Regions from separate parts of the Homo sapiens genome. Here region 1 is linked to region 2. A link is an interaction called in ENCODE POLR2A ChIA-PET data of the cell type or tissue named here. Cell type or tissue: GM12878. All regions are shown on one strand. Each heading gives the region's core, and the rest is flanking DNA. Links, peaks and the distances in the headings are about the cores only.

Region 1 (5,000 bases), core at 1-5,000, 280 kb before region 2:
ATGGCAATTACATTTCAACATTAGTTTTGGAGGGGACATTCAAACTACAGCATTCTGCCCATAGCCTCCAAATGCATGTTCTTCTCACATACAGAATACATTCATTCCATCCCAATAGCCCCTAAAAGTTTTAACTCTTTCCAGGATCAACTCTAAAGTCCAAGTCCAGAGTGTGAACTAAATCAGATACGGATAAGACTCAAGGCACAATTCATCCTGATTCAAATTCCTCTCCAGTTGTGCCTGTGAAATTAACGAGTTACATGCTTCCAAAATACAATGGTGGGACAAGCACAGGATAAACATTCCCATTCCCAAAGGGAAAACTAGGCAAGAAGAAAGGAATAAGTGGTTCCAAGTAAGTCCAAAATCCAAAAGGGAAAACAACATTAAGTCTTAAAGCTGAAGAATAATCTCCTTTGCTTCCACATCCCACATCCTGACACACTGGAACAGCAGTTGGGCCCCCAAGGCCTCAGGCAGCCTGGCTTCTTTGGCTTTGCTGGGCTCAGTCCCCCAAGAAGCTCTCACAGATTGAAAGTCTTATATAGCTTTCCCAGACGAGAGCTGCATAATGCTGACCCTTCAGTTCTGGAGTCTCAGGATCTAGCCCACTCCCAGGGCTCCATTAAGCACTGTCCTAGTGGGGACTCTGCACAGTGGCTCTGCCTCTGCACCAAGTCTCCGCCTGGGCCCTCAGACTGTTCAATACATCCTTTGAAGTCTATGTGGAGTGACCATTCTGGCCAACCTGGTGAAACCCCGTCTCTACTAAAAATACAAAAATTAGCTGGGCGTGGTGGCACATGCCTGTAATCCCGGCTACTTGGGAGGCTGAGGCAAAAGAATTGCTTGAACCAGGAGGCGGAGGTTGCAGTGAGCTGAGATCGCGCCACTGCACTCCAGCCTGGGCAACAGAGCGAGATTCTGTCTCTAAACTAAATAAATAAATAAATAGAACAGGAGGCCAGGCATGGGGGCTCACACCTGTAATCCCAGCACTTTGGGAGGCCGAGGCGGGAAGATCACTTGAGGTCAGGAGTTCAAGACCAGCCTAGCCAACATGGTGAAACCCTGTCTCTACTAAAAACACAAAAATTACCTGGGCGTGATGGCCCGGCCTGTAGTCCATAGCTACAAGGGAGGCTGAGGAAGGAGAATCACTTAAACCCAGGAGGTAGAGGCTGCAATGACCTGAGATAGCGACACCGCACTCCAGCCTCAGTGACAGAGTGAGACTCCATCTCAAAAAAAAAAAAAAAGAGCAGGAACCCTTACTTATTTCATGCTTTCTCAAATGAAGTTAAAATTTTACTTTCCTTTTACTACCTATATAATATGCAGAGTTTAGGGGTCATTAAAACTTTCTCAGAGGGAGGAGATTACTTATAGTGCAAGAAATTCTTGATTCACAAAGAATCATAGCAAAAAGAATCTTTTTGCTAAGATGATGTACAGTTTTTTTTTTTTTTCACTATACAGTCAATGTCTTCTACCTTTGAACTCCCTCTTCCAAGGACTTCTGTATGGTAATACTCTCCTAGTTTTCTTCCTACCTCTCCTAGCTGCTCTCCATCTCCCATCTAAGCACCAACTATTTTCTATAAGCTCCAGCCTGCCTTCCTTCTACTCTGTAAGTTCTTGATAGGTCACCCTCTCCCAGATCTCCCAGCTCAGGGCTGTAAATCCAACTGTCAAATGGACACTTTTGATTACATGCCCTTTAAACTCAGTATATGCAAAACTGACTACCTGACCTCCCCAGTGTGACCCAACCCAATCTTCCCATGTATTAACAACTTAGAAAATGGCACTGTCATCCACGTAGGTATCCAAGCCAACCAAAAATCAAGTCATCCTTGACCCTGCCTCTCTTACCAACCTTCATTCACACATCACAGAATCACTGTGCCCTGTTACTTCCTCATAGCCCTGTTAGTTCCCCTCCTTCCTAATTCATCTGCATCCCAACATTTTTAACTTGGATTACTATAATAGACTTCTAACATGACTTCTTGTCTCAAATCTGTTCTCCACACCCCCATCAGAGGATCTCTGAAAAATGCAAATCTGGTAAGTAGCTTTCTATAGCTCTGAGGACAGAGTTTCTCTCTCATTTACCCTGTCCCCACCACACAAGCACCCTCCATTGCAACTATAATAATCAACTGGCAGCTCCCCAAAACTCTATGCTCTTATTCTCACATCCTGTTTCCTTTAACCAAATACTTTTGTCCTCCTTCTTTTGTTTTGTTTTGTTTTTTTTTTTGAGACGGAGTTTCACTCTTGATGCCCCAGCTGGAGTTCAATGGCCCCATCTTGGCTCACTGCTACCTCCACCTCCCGGGTTCAAGCGATTCTCCTGCTTCAGCCTCCCGAGTAGCTGGGATTACAGGTGCCCACCACCACACCAGGCTAATTTTTTGTATTTTTAGCAGAGACAGGGTTTCACCATGTTTGCCAGGCTGGTCTCGAACTCCTGAACTCAGGTGGTCCACCCACCTCGGCCTCCCAAAGTGCTGGGACTACAGGTGTGAGCCACCACACCCAGCCTTGTCTTACTTCTAAACCTGACAAATCTTACCTGTTTTTCAAAGTTCAACTTACATTCCATCTGCTTGAGAAAGCAGATGTGAGCCCCTCCTTGACTACCCTCCTTTTCTCCACTAAGATGAGAAAGTGCCTCTTCCATGGGGCCCTTGTGCATTCCTCCAGTGCAGTGCTGAGCACATTTTATTATAACCCTGTATTTATGAGTCTGCCTCCACTACTGGATTACAAACTTTTGGGGGACAAGGAAACATATTTTGCTTGCCTTAGAAATCAGCAGTGACTAGCATAGAACCTAACACCTTCAACATTCCATAAATTTTGTTCATTGAATTAATTTTATGTTTTTCTAATAATCTGATTTTTCCCAAGCACCATATTCCCACTTTAGCCACTTTATATTATTTCCTAACATATTCTTGAAATCCTGTCATATATTTCTCAACTATCTTGGGCCACATATATTTTTTAATAGTTTTTTGTTTTGTTTTGTTTTTTGAGACAGGGTCTCACTGTCACCCAGGCTGGAGTGCAGTAGCACAATCTTAGCTCACTGCAGCCTTGACCTCCTGAGCTCAAGCGATCCTCCCCTCAGCCTCCTGAGTAGCAGGGACCACAGGTGCACACCATCACGCCCAGCTAATTTTTGTATTTTTTGTAGAGATGGGGTCTCGCCATGTTGCCGAGGCTGGTCTCAAACTCCTGGGCTCAAAAGACCTGCCCACCTGGGCCTCCCGAAGTGCTAAGATTATAGGTGTGAGCCACTGCGCCCAGGCCTTAGGCCATATATTAAAGTTTCACTCATGTCTATTTGAGAATCACCATCCCAAAACACTTGATCACAATTTAGCAGGCATGAAAAGTTAATCTCACAGTTTAGAGCAACAAGAGAATCCTCTTGTGACATTGGTTGTGTCTTGCAACAAAATTCTTGAGGTAGAGGCACCAGAAGTGCTAAGAAATAAAATAAAATAAAAGTCCTAAGAAATGCAGCTTTTCCCACAGAAAATTCATCACATGTTCAAGATGCAGACATTATAGACTTTCTAGTAAAGGTTATAGCTATACTAATAATTAATTTGTATAAAAGATTAACAGGCTAAAACTAAAATTATGTTAGTAATCTTAAATATTAAAATATGTACTTTTTGAAATTTAGTAACTCAGAAATACCTAAACTAGAAAATATATCCTACAATTAAGAAAGATATTTCTTAATAAGAAGAAAAACCATCTTTCCATTGTTGCATGCTACATTTTAAAATCATCCTTAAAGTTTACATAATTCCCTAACCTTTTAGGGAATGACAGAATTACAGCCAACTGAACACTCAATAGACTGAAAAAGATACTTCCATGCTAATGAGAAATATGGCTCTATCAACCTTAGTAACAATTCCATCTCTTGAGTGCAACTTTCAAAAAATTTCAAACCTATATAGGGTTTTCATTTCATGTGATTTCTGACTATATGAACAATAAAAATCTAACAAAGTAATAAAACAATCCCTGAGTTTACTAAAGCAGAGCGACAGAACTGAGGTGTCACCAATAGAAGCAGCACCCATCTAATGATGAAATGTGCACCCCACACTAGACCTGTCACCAACAGAAGCAGCACCCATCTAACGATGAAATGTGCACCCCACACCCATCTAACGATGAAATGTGCACCCCACACTAGGCCTGTCACCAACAGAAGCAGCACCCATCTAACGATGAAATGTGCACCCCATACTAGGCCTGTCATGCCAGCTGTTAGCACTGAGAAGCCAGGCACAATGACCCAATGAGGCATGCACAGTTTAATGGACACAATAGCTTCAGCTAAAGCACATTTCCTTTGAAAATGTATCTCTTAAAATCAAACAGATTTCACTTCAAAGTAGAATCATTATTGAACACACACCAACATGTGACTGAGGATAAGAGAAGTAAAACAAATCTCAAAAGAAAAGCATTTTCTAAAACTTATATGAAATATAGTATTATCTTTATCACGTACACACATCTCACACTAAAACAACCTAAGAAGAAATTTCTGGACTGCTTTGAAAAAAATCATCCTTTAAAAAAAAAAAAAAAAAGATAGATTATTAAATCCAGTCTCAAACCAAAATGTATTTTATCTAATCTTGAGAGCCTTTTTTCAATCTACTTTCTAGGAAGAAATGCTAAAATGACCATGTAAAAGGCACAGTCTGATGGGATCTTGCTCTGTTGCCCAGGCTGGAACACAGTGGTGCAATCACAGCTCACTGCAGCCTCAAATTCATGGGTTCAAGTGATCCTCCTGCCTCAGTCTCTTGCAACCCTTACCATCAAAATGTAAGAAACTAGTATGAAGCCCCTTGATACTACTTTCGTGATTAGAAATATTCTGCTTTGGCCAGGCATGGTAGCTCGCGCCTGTAATCCCAGCACTTTGGTAGGCCGAGGCGGGCAGATCA
Region 2 (10,740 bases), core at 3,171-8,170:
TCTCTGTCTCTCTCTTTCTTTCTCCTTCCTTCCTTCCTTCTTTCTTTCTTTCAGATGGGGTCTTGCTCTGTCGCCCAGGCTGGAGTGCAGTGGTGCGATCTCAGCTTACTGCAACCTCCACCTCCCAGGTTCCAGCGATTCTCCTGCTTCAGCCTCCGGAGTAGCTGGGATTAAAGGCGCACACCACCACACCAGGCTAATGTTGGTATTTTTAGTAGAGACAGGGGTTTCTCCATGCTGGTCAGGCTGGTGTCGAACTTCTGACCTCAGGTGATCCGCCCGCCTTGGCCTCCCAAAGTGCTGGGATTACAGGCATGAGCCACTGCGCCCGGCTGCATGACTTTTCTATAAAGCCTTATTTTAAATGATTTTGGGGGCTTAATTTAGGTGTTTTCATTTGCTTTTGGTCACAGTCTTTATGTGTCACTGAGTGTGTGGATGTGGGGGTTCTTCTACCCAGAGGAAAGTGATTTGATCACCTGGAACCAGGTGCTCTGAGAACTGGGGCAGCTTCCCTGACTTGCAGGAGAGGGTGCAGAGACTTCTTCGCTGGCATGTAGCTGCAGCCTAGAAAACCGCTTGGTGGTCCTCGTTCATGAACCTGCCGTTGGGGGTGCTTCATGCTTTATCTTGGTCTCTACCTTGATTAATCTCACCTCCGTTTCTCCGCTCCACTGGACCATTCTCTAGAACCCCTCTAGAACCACTGGACCATTCTCTTCTGTCAGAGTCCAGTGCTTCCAGTCTTTCCTGTGGGCTCTTATCTTCTGGTGCAAAGTTCTTTCTCACCTTCCACAGTCAAAATCACCATACTTACCTAGGCCATACTTACTAGGCTGGAGAGGCAGGTACATCAATCTTTCTTGTTTATTTGTTTGTTTGTTTGAGATGGGGTCTTGCTCTGTCACCCAGGCTGGAGTGCAGTGGCACGATCTCCTCCGCCTCCCGGGTTCAAGTGGTTCTCCTGCCTCAGCCTCCCCAGTAGCTGGGATAACAGTTGCATGCAACCATGCCTGGCTAATTTTTGTATTTTTAATAGAGACGGGGTTTTGCCATGTTGGCCGAACTGCTCTCGAACTCCTGACCTCAGGCAATCCTCCCGCCTCGGCCTCCCAAAATGCTGGGATTATAGGCATGAGCCAGCATGCTCAGCCAGGTACATTGATCTTCTAAGTATTTATTGTTCTGCTCCTTATTCAGTGCTAACATTTTTATTTTCTTATTCTTTTTCCCTGTCACTTGAAGATCGTCACCCAAGCAATAAATCCATTTGGTTGTACTTATTTAATTTTCTCTGACTTTCTAAGGAGTGACACAGCAAAGTGCCTTATCTTGCATTTCTTTCCTTTTCCGTGTTCTAGTTGGAAAGGCTCAGAGTTTGGGAGAAGTTAAACGTGACTCAGAGAATTGCTTTTGATGGTGGTGCCGATACACACATCTTTTGAAGCTTAGATTGGGTATTGTCAATTTAATTTGGAGTCTATCAGCCTGTAGTGTTCTAATCACCTATTTTGAAGCCTTGCTGACGACCCGAGATTCCTTGTTAAACTGCCACTGGAATAAGCATAACACTTTTCATTAAAGGAAAAAGAAAATGTTACTTAAAGTAATAGGCACACCCTTTTATTTTCTTGACAGATAGCAAAGAAAAAAATCTTCTGTCTTTACCTTGACAAGACATGTACCATTGCTGGGAGGTTTTGCTTGTATGAGAACTTCAACGTTAGAATCTAGACATCTCGGAGAATTGAAACTCAACAAGTTTCTCTGTTTTGGGGTGGAGAAAAAGGACAAAAAGTTGTCATATACAGCTAGCTGTCCAAACAGTCAAATACGAAAGCTAATTTATCTTTTAAAAGGTTAATTCTTTGATGCCTCTATCACAGTTAGTGTTAAAATGAAAGCATTGGAAACAAACTCTTTTTCTGTTAGCTCAGATTTTAAAAAAATTCTTTTTGCAGAGATGGGGGTCTCACTATGTTGCTCAGGCTGGTCTTGAACTCTTGGCCTCAAGCGATCCTTCTGCCTTGGCCTCCCAAAATGTTGGAATTACAGGGGTGAGCCACTGAGCCAGATTTTGAATATTTTAATTACTTAACTGCTTGTCTGTCTGGCAATGAGATAAGCGCAGTAGCCAGTGATTACCAACAGTTAAACAGAAGAACAAGTCACATAAACAACACTTATACTTCCTGTAAACCCAATTAAAACCACATTTCAGGTTTGCTCTTATGATTTAGAAGTAAATTTAGAATCAGTTTCATGAATCTTGCAGTATTTTTCAAATTAATGTCTTTAGGCATTTGGACAATGGGCTGTGTGAATGCAAACTGCGTTTTCTTCAATTGCTATCAATTAGAGACAGTTAAGAACTCAACTGATGAAGAAATAGCCACCTGAAAGTGAGCCCACAGGCAAGTCACAGGCCCCTCTTCCTCCTGAAGGTGCACGGGAGACTTCGTTAAAAAAAAAAAAGCTGTAGTAAAATACGTATAAGATAAAAATTTACCATTTTAAGTTTCTTTTTTTTGAAGACGAAGCCTTGCTCTGTCACCCAGGCTGGAGTGCAGTGGTGTGATCACAATTCACTGCAGCCTCACCCTCTCCGGCTCAAGCGATCCTCCCACCTCAGCCTCTCGAGTAGCTGGGACTACAGGCGCACACCACCGTGCCCACTAATTTGTTGTAGTTTTAGTAGAGACGAGATTTTCGCTGTGTTGCCCAGGCTGGTCTCAAATTCCTGGGCTCAAGTGATCCACCCGCATCAGACTCCCAGAGTGCTGGGAAGGTGTGAGCCACCATGCTCGGCCCATTTTAAGCATTGTAAATTGTACAATTTAGTGGCATTAAGTATTTTCACAATGCTGGGCAACCATCATCACTGTTCACTTTCAGAACTTTTTCATCATTCCAAATAGAAATTCCACCCATTAAACACTAACTCCCCAATGTCCCCTTCCCCCACCCTCTGGTAACCTTTATCCTATGTTCTGCCTCTATGAATTGGCCTATTCTAGGTACCTCATAAAAGTAGAATCAATATTATGTGTTCTTCTGTATCTGGCGTCTTTTTCTTAGCATGTTTTCAAGGTTCAGCTGTAGCCCATATCAGAATCTAATTTCTTTTCCTTTTTTTGAGACAGAGTTTCACTCTTGTCACTCAGGCTGGAGTGCAGTGGCACGATCTTGGCTCACTGCAACTTCCGCCTCCTGGGTTCAAGCAATTCTCCTGCCTCAGCCTCCTGAGTAGCTGGGACTACACGCGCGCGCCATCACACCCAGCTAATATTTGTATTTTTAGTAGAGACGGGGTTTTGCCATGTTGACCAGGCTGGTCTCGATCTCCTGACCTCAGGTGATCCACCCACCTTGGCCTCCCAGACTGCTAAGATTACAGGTGTGAGCCACCGTGCCTGGCTAAAAATTCTTTTTTGCACATGATAAACTCACCTATCTTAAGTGTAAAATGAATAAGTTTCAGTAAAACAACAAAAGCTCTTAAGTTTTAGTAAATCCATACATCTGTGCAGCCATCACCGCAGTCCAGTTTTAGAACTTTCCATTCCCCCCTAAACATCCTCCTTGCCTGTTTGTGGTCAGTTCTTGCTCTTACCCTGATCCCCGGCAACTAGTGATGTGATTTACGTCTCTATAGTTTTGTCTTTTCTAGTAATTTCGTATAAAAATTATACAACATGTAGTCCTTTGAGACTGACCTTTTTTTTTTTTGTTTTGTTTTTTTTTGAGACAGAGTCTCGCTCTGTCGCCCAGGCTGGAGTGCAGTGGCGCGATCTCGGCTCACTGCAATCTCCGCCTCCCGGGTTCATGCCATTCTCCTGCCTCAGCCTCCAGGGTAGCGGGCACTACAGGTGCCCACATCACGCCTGGCTAATTTTTGTATTTTTAGTAGAGATGGAGTTTCACCATGCTAGCCAGGATGGTCTCAATCTCCTGACCTCGTGATCCGCACACCTCGGCCTCCCAAAGTGCTGGGATTACAGGCCTGAGCCACCACGCCTGGCCGAGACTGGCTTCTTTTACTCAACATAAAGTTTTTGAGTTCATTCGTGTTGTTGAATGCATCAGTGGTTGGGTTTTTTTTTTGTTGTTGTTTTTTGAGATAGGGTCTCACTGTGATCACCCAGGCTAGAGTGCAATCACAGTTCACTGCAGCCTCCACCTCCTGGGCTCAAGTGATCCTCCCAACGTCATCCTCCTGAGTAGCTGGGACTACAGGCACATGCCACCACACCTGGCTAATTTTTGTATTTTTGTTTTGTATAGACGGGGGTCTCACTATGTTTCCCAGGCTAGTCTCGAACTCCTGAGCTCAAGCAGTCTGCCTGCCTCAGCCTCCCAAAGTGCTGGGACTACAGGCGGGAGCCATCATGCCTGGCCAATAGCTGGTTCTTGTTTTACTGCTAATAGCATTCCATTATAGGGATGTACCACATTTTGTTTATTCATCACCAGTTGATAGAGATTTGTTTCTAATTCGGGGCTACTGTGAATATTGCTGCTGTGATCATTTGTATACAATTCTTGGATGGACATGTGCTTTCGTTCCTCTTGGGAAGATACTTTAAGGAGTGGAATTGCTGGGGTTTTTTTTTTTTTTTGAGATGGAGTCTCACTCTGTCGCCAGGCTGGAGTCACTGCAACCTCCTCCTCCTGGGTTCAAGTGATTCACCTGCCTCAGCCTCCCAAGTAGCTGGGACTACAGGCGTGCGCCACCACGCCCAGCTAATTTTTGTATTTTTAGTAGAGACAGGGTTTCACCATGTTGGCCAGGATGGTCACGAACTCCTCATGATCCACCCACCTCGGCCTCCCAAAGTGTTGTGATTACAGGCGTGAGCCACTGGGCCTGGCCACTGGGTCTTATATTAAACTTATGTTTAACTTATAAAGAAATTGCCAGGCTGTTTTCCAAAGTAGTTCTTGCATTTTTTTACTCTCACTAGCAACATATGAGCGTTTTGGGTTTGCCACATCCTTGTCAGTACTTGGTATTATCCGTCTTTTGTTTGTAGCGATTCTAATGAGTGTGTGGTGGTATCTCACTGTGGTTTTACTTTGCATTTCCTGTACTCTTTTAAAACTGCTTTCCATTATAGAACATGTTGTGTTGTGCTGTTATATATATAAAGCTTCTGCTCACCTGTGAGCTACTCTGTCTAGCTGATTGATCCAGTATTGTGTCCGGGGGCAGGGTACATGGAAAATGCTTAGGGTTTGTTGAGTGAATGAGCAAACTGATACTTTGTAGGAGTGGCCAATTTTCAAATATTTTAGGTAACAGAAAACAGTGGTGAATCAACTCAAAAGATGAGGTACCAGTCAAATCTCTTCCCTTTTGTCAGTTTCTAAGTAGTATTAAACTTGAGTGAACTAAGTTTTACTTTTTTTTCCTTTGCTTTGCTTACCCCTTGGTGAGAGGTAATGGAGAAAATATAGACAGAGCAGGAGGAGGAAAGAAACTCAATCTCGAAATGACTAAGAGCTTGTGGAGCAGCTTGGGAGAGAACCAGCTGGGTTATTGGCTACTCTGTAGTTCCAGGTGTGGGGAATTATTCTCATCAATACCGTGACCGCCTGCCACTCCCCTCTGCCCTCTTTCTTTGTGTTAATTAGAGCAGGGGTCTGCAAACATTTTCTGTAAAGAGAGTAAACAAATATGTCAGGCTTTGTGGGCCAAGAGAAAACATCAGCGACGTTGTGGAGGTGCTTACATAACGACAGACAAAACAAATTTCCATGAATTTTTATCGATGAAACTCCAAACATAGTAATGGGGTACGATTTTCTGTAACACAAGTCTGCTAATGAGAAGAATTGAATTATTTGAGGGAGGAAAACATTTTGCTTAATTGGAAGTTCAGAGTTAATGTTTCCTATCATCATGGTAGAAATGTGGCCTCATTCTTCTACAAAGCTTCTCTGATATGCAGTGGTCTTCCCTCCTGAGAATTCACCAGAATGTACTGGCTTGATTTGCCCTTGATTTGTTGGGGAACTTTTCACATGGGGGAAGCACATTAAGAGTACAGGCTCGGGCTGGGCGTGGTGGCTCACGTCGGTAATCGCCAGCATTTTGGGAGGCCAAGGCGGGCAGATCGCCTGAGGTCAGGAGTTGGAGACCACCCTGGCCAACATGGTGAAACCCCGTCTCTACTAAAAATACAAAAATTACCTGGGCCTGGTGGCGGGCACCTGTAATCCCAGCTACTTGGGAGGCTGAGGCAGGAGAATCGCTTGAACACGGGAGGCAGAGGTTGCAGTGAGCCAAGATTGTGCCACTGCACTATAGCCTGGGACACAGAGCAAGACTCCGTTCTCAAAAAAAAAAAAACAAAACCCAAAAGAGGACAGGCTCTAGGGTAAGACTCTGGGGTCTGAATTCCAGCTCAACAACTTATTAACTATGTGATCTTTCACTACTTACATAACCCATCTAAAAGCTTTGGTTTCCTGATCTATAAAATGAATAATAGTACCTATTTCACAGAGTTGCTGTATAGATTAAACACAAAGATTTAGAATGACATATTATACTTTTTATTCTTCTTTTGATTTTTTTTCAACCATTTAAAAATGTAAAACCATTCTTAAGTCATGGGCAGTATGAAAACGGGTGGCAGGGCCTGCAGGATATAGTTTGTGGACCCTGCATTGGAGTATGAACTTGAATTATTGCCGTTTACTTTAGAAACGATGATTGCTTTTTTCCTAATTGCAAAGCACCATATGTTCACTGCAGAAAACTTGGAAAACACAAAAAAGCACAATAAAACAAAAGCCATTCAGAATCTCCACCATCCAGAGACGTTTCATGAGTAGTATGTTGCCCCATAGCCTTCCAGACAATTGTGTACATAATACACATATTTCATTATTTTTTATTTTCCTTTTTTTTTTTTTTTTTGAGTCAGGGTCTCACTGTGTCACCCAGGCTGGAGTGCACTGGTGCAATCACAGCTCACTGCAGCCTCCACCTCCAGGGCTCAAGCAATCCTCCCACTTCAGCCCCCTGAGTAGCTGGGACTACAGCTGCATGCCACCAGGCCTGGCTAATTTTTATTATTTTTTGTAGAGATGGGGTCTTGCTATGTTGCCCAGGCTGGTCTTGAACTCCTGAGCTCAAGTGATCCTCCTGCTTTGGCTTTCCAAAGTGCTGGGTTAACAGGTGTGAGCCTCTGTACCCAGCCTACACATATTTCAAAGTAAAACCCAAGCCCATACTATGCATACTGCTTTGTATCTTTTTCACCTATTAATATGCAATGCTTGTCATTAATATTCTTCTATAACCTGAATTTTAATGGCCACATACTATTCTGTTATACTGTGTTAAAATTTACTAAAGCAATTTCCAACAACATTAATGCTGTTTTGAATTTTTCACCATTAGACTGAACTCAGCAATAACCTGGTACATACATGCTTATACACATCTCTTGATTCATTCCTTGGGATAAATTACAAAATTTAATCACTGGGTGACAGGGTATCTACATTTTTATTTATTTATTTATTTTGAGACAGACTCTCGCTCTGGAGTGCAGTGATGCAATCCCGGCTCACTGCAACTTCCGACTCCTGGGTTCAAGCGATTCTCCTGCCTCAGCGCCAGAGTAGCTGAGGTTACAGGTGCGCACCACCATGCCCAGCTAGTTTTTTTTGTTTTTTTTTGTTTTTTTTGTATTTTTAGTAGAGATGGGGTTTCACCATGTTGGCCAGACTGGTCTCGAACTGCTGACCTCAAGTGATCCACCTGCCTCGGCCTTCCAAAATGCTGGGATTACAGACGTGAGCCACCGCTCCCAGCTGGGTATCTACATTTTTAAAGCTTTGGTGTATCTTGCAAAGTTGTCTCCTAGGAAAGTTGTATAGTTAGTCATTCCCAGATGATGTATGGAGCACTGTTGTTTCAATGCCCCTCTTATATTTTTACTTGGTTACTGGGTTTGTGAACTTAAAAAATTAAAACATTCTTATTTTAAAAACAATTCAAATATATAAAACATGTACAGATAATAATGAAACGTACACTTATGTACCCAGCAGAAAGATTAAATCGGTGTTAACATTTTGCTGTATTTGCATTTGTTACTTTTAAAAAACACATTCCAGATTCAAAAACAAGTCTATTATTATCATCCCATTTTACAAGTGAGGAAACTGGCTCAAAAACTTTAAGTAACTTGTCTAATTCTTAAGAACCAGTAAGTGGGCTGTAAAGAACCAGTTGATCCTAATGATGCTTTTACCTTAGGCTTTTACTGATATTAATATAGCCCTTCCAGTCTTCTTCCCCTTTTTGGTCAGTTTCTGTCTGGTACATGTTTTCTAATGTCTCTACTTTTAAGTTTTGTATGTTGTTGTATTTTAGATGGGCCTCTTGTAAATAGCTTATAGCTAAATTAAGAAAAAAATCTCGAGTCTGGGTTTTTAAACCAGCTATTAATAACCTGTTTTTTAACCAGCTATTTCAGTCTGTTTGCATTTATAGCAATTGTTGATGTTTTTTGAATTATTTGTCTTATTTCATGCTTTCTATTTCCCATACTTTTTCTGTTTTTTCTCCATTTCCTGTCTCCTACTGAATTGAGTTTTACCAGGTTTTCTCTTTTTCTCTCTACTAGCTTTGTTATCCTAAAAATATTCAATGTGTATACTTAAATAGCAGTCAGAAATTACCCTATCACCTCCCCCACCCAGTTTTTTTCTTATTTAGTGTTTTAATTTCTCCTTTTTTGGTATTTTATTGTATTTTGTATTTTATTCACTGTTATTTTTGTTGTTTTGTGCAGCCCAAACTGTATATATTTTTATTTACTAGGGTCTTTACTCGTCTTTCTAAGTACTCTTTTATGTACACATTTTATTTTCTGAAAATATATACTTTAGTGCATTTTAGTAAGAGCCTGTGAATGTACTTAGTTCTTGTTTAAAAACAGCTTCTTTGTCCTCATCTTTCAATGACTCTCTTTTAGCTTAGTATAGAATCTCCCCTCAACCCTCTGAAGATAGTATTTCTTTGTCTTCTCAACTTTTCTTTTCCTCATTTGTTTTCTCAACTTCTCAACCCTCTTTTTTCTTATTTATTTGGAAATGGGGTCTCACTATGTTGGCCAGGCTGGAGTGCAGTGGCCACTACTGATCAGCACAGGAGTTTTGACTTGGGCTATCACTTCACCCCTCCTTAGGCAGCCTGGTGGTCCCCTGATCCTGGGAGATCACCATATTGATGCCAAACCTAGTGTGGATACCTGTTTGGAATAGTGCACTACAGCCCAGACCTCCTGAGCTGAAACGATCCTCCCTCCTCAGCCTCTGAAGTTGCTGGGACTATAGTCTCGTGCCGCCAAACCCTGCTCAGCTCTCATTTGTTACTGAGAAGTCTTCTGTCTGATTGCTCTTCCTTTGTAGGTAATCTGCCATATCTCTCTGGCTGTTTTTTGTTTTTTGTTTTTTGTTTTTTGTTTTTTGAGACGGAGTCTCGCTCATTCGGCCCATGCTGGAGTGCAGTGGTGCAATCTTGGCTCACTGCAAGCTCCGCCTCCCAGGTTCAAGCCATTCTTCTGCCTCAGCCTCCCGTGTAGCTGGGACTACAGGCGCCTGCCACCAGGCCCAGCTAATTTTTTTTGTATTTTTAGTAGAGACGGGGTTTCACCGTGTTAGCCAGGATGGTCTTGATCTCCTGACCTCATGATCCGCCCGCCTGGGCCTCCTAAAGTGCTGCGATTACAGGCAGGAGCCACCACGCTGGCTATCTGGCTGTTCTTTAGGCTTCCTCTTTGTCTTTGAAATTCTGGAGCCTCAGTCCTGTGTGCATGGATTCATTTTTATTTATTCTGCTTAGAACTTGGTATTCTTTACACGGAGAATTCATGACTTTTACAATTCTGGTAAGTCCTTAACTATTATCTTTTAAAATGTTGCTTCTCCTTCACTGGGGCAGCCATAAAATCATGCTGCTCGGTTGTCTTGCTGGAGGAAGCATAGTTGACTGAGCCCCAGAGGCCATGTCTCAGATTCACTCACGCTTCTCCTGGGCTGCTCCCAGCTGATGGCAGAATATGACAGGGGTACCAGTGCTGGCCCACTGCTGCAGGAGGTAGGATCCTTTCATGGATGACATTGGCTCCTGGACTCCCCATCAGTGTGACCAAACTTTCTTACATCTGCGTCTCACTCTGAGTCTCTTCCTACCCAGTACTCCTTTCTTCTCTCTCCATCATACCTACACCATGGTCTGAAGGCTCTCCCTGCCTCCTCCTGCTTCCTCCTCTTTTTCCTTCACAGGTGTTTTTCCCAACATCTCGTCTCAGCATCTGCTTCTTGGAGGACCCAAACTAACACCGTATCTCTGTTTTCATCATCTGAATCTTGTATTAGATGCATATGGACCTTCTCATTGTGCTCTCTATGCCCTTAGTTATTCTTTTATGCCTCATTGACCTCTCTAATGCTCTTTGGGTAATTTCCTCAGATCTGTCTTCCATTTTACTGAATTCTCTCTTCATTTCTGTCTAATCTACTATTTAATCTATCTATTGCATTTTAAAATTATAATATTTATTTCTAAAAGTACCATTTGGCTTGTTTTCACATCTGACTCTTACTTTTTTCCCAGTATATTCTTCTCAGGGTTTTAGTTTCTCATTTTTTGTCTTTAACAGTCTAAAGCACACTTACATTGTACTCCCTCTTTCAAATTGTAGTTTTATCATTCCA

The links. Peaks named below come from ENCODE experiments on the same cell type or tissue, not always from the same donor. Only the 100,000 strongest peaks of a DNase experiment are listed, where the experiment ranks them.
Region 1: POLR2A ChIA-PET joins it to region 2 with 6 read pairs; 2 of 35 experiments call an interaction of 5 or more read pairs at or near these places.

The regions. Positions count from the first base shown.
Region 1 is chr17:67,169,580-67,174,579 of GRCh38, forward strand. The region is part of intron 13 of HELZ (helicase with zinc finger); the gene reads right to left. Among named protein-coding and RNA genes, the nearest start is that of HELZ-AS1, 73 kb to the right of the region's middle. In GM12878, for the core only: no CTCF peak of the experiment used is centred there; a DNase peak (open chromatin) is centred at 2,162.
Region 2 is chr17:67,447,913-67,458,652 of GRCh38, forward strand. The region is part of intron 1 of PITPNC1 (phosphatidylinositol transfer protein cytoplasmic 1); the gene reads left to right. It also overlaps the pseudogene RN7SL756P. Among named protein-coding and RNA genes, the nearest start is that of MIR548AA2, 18 kb to the right of the region's middle. In GM12878, for the core only: no CTCF peak of the experiment used is centred there; a DNase peak (open chromatin) is centred at 5,151; H3K27ac peaks cover 1,495 bases.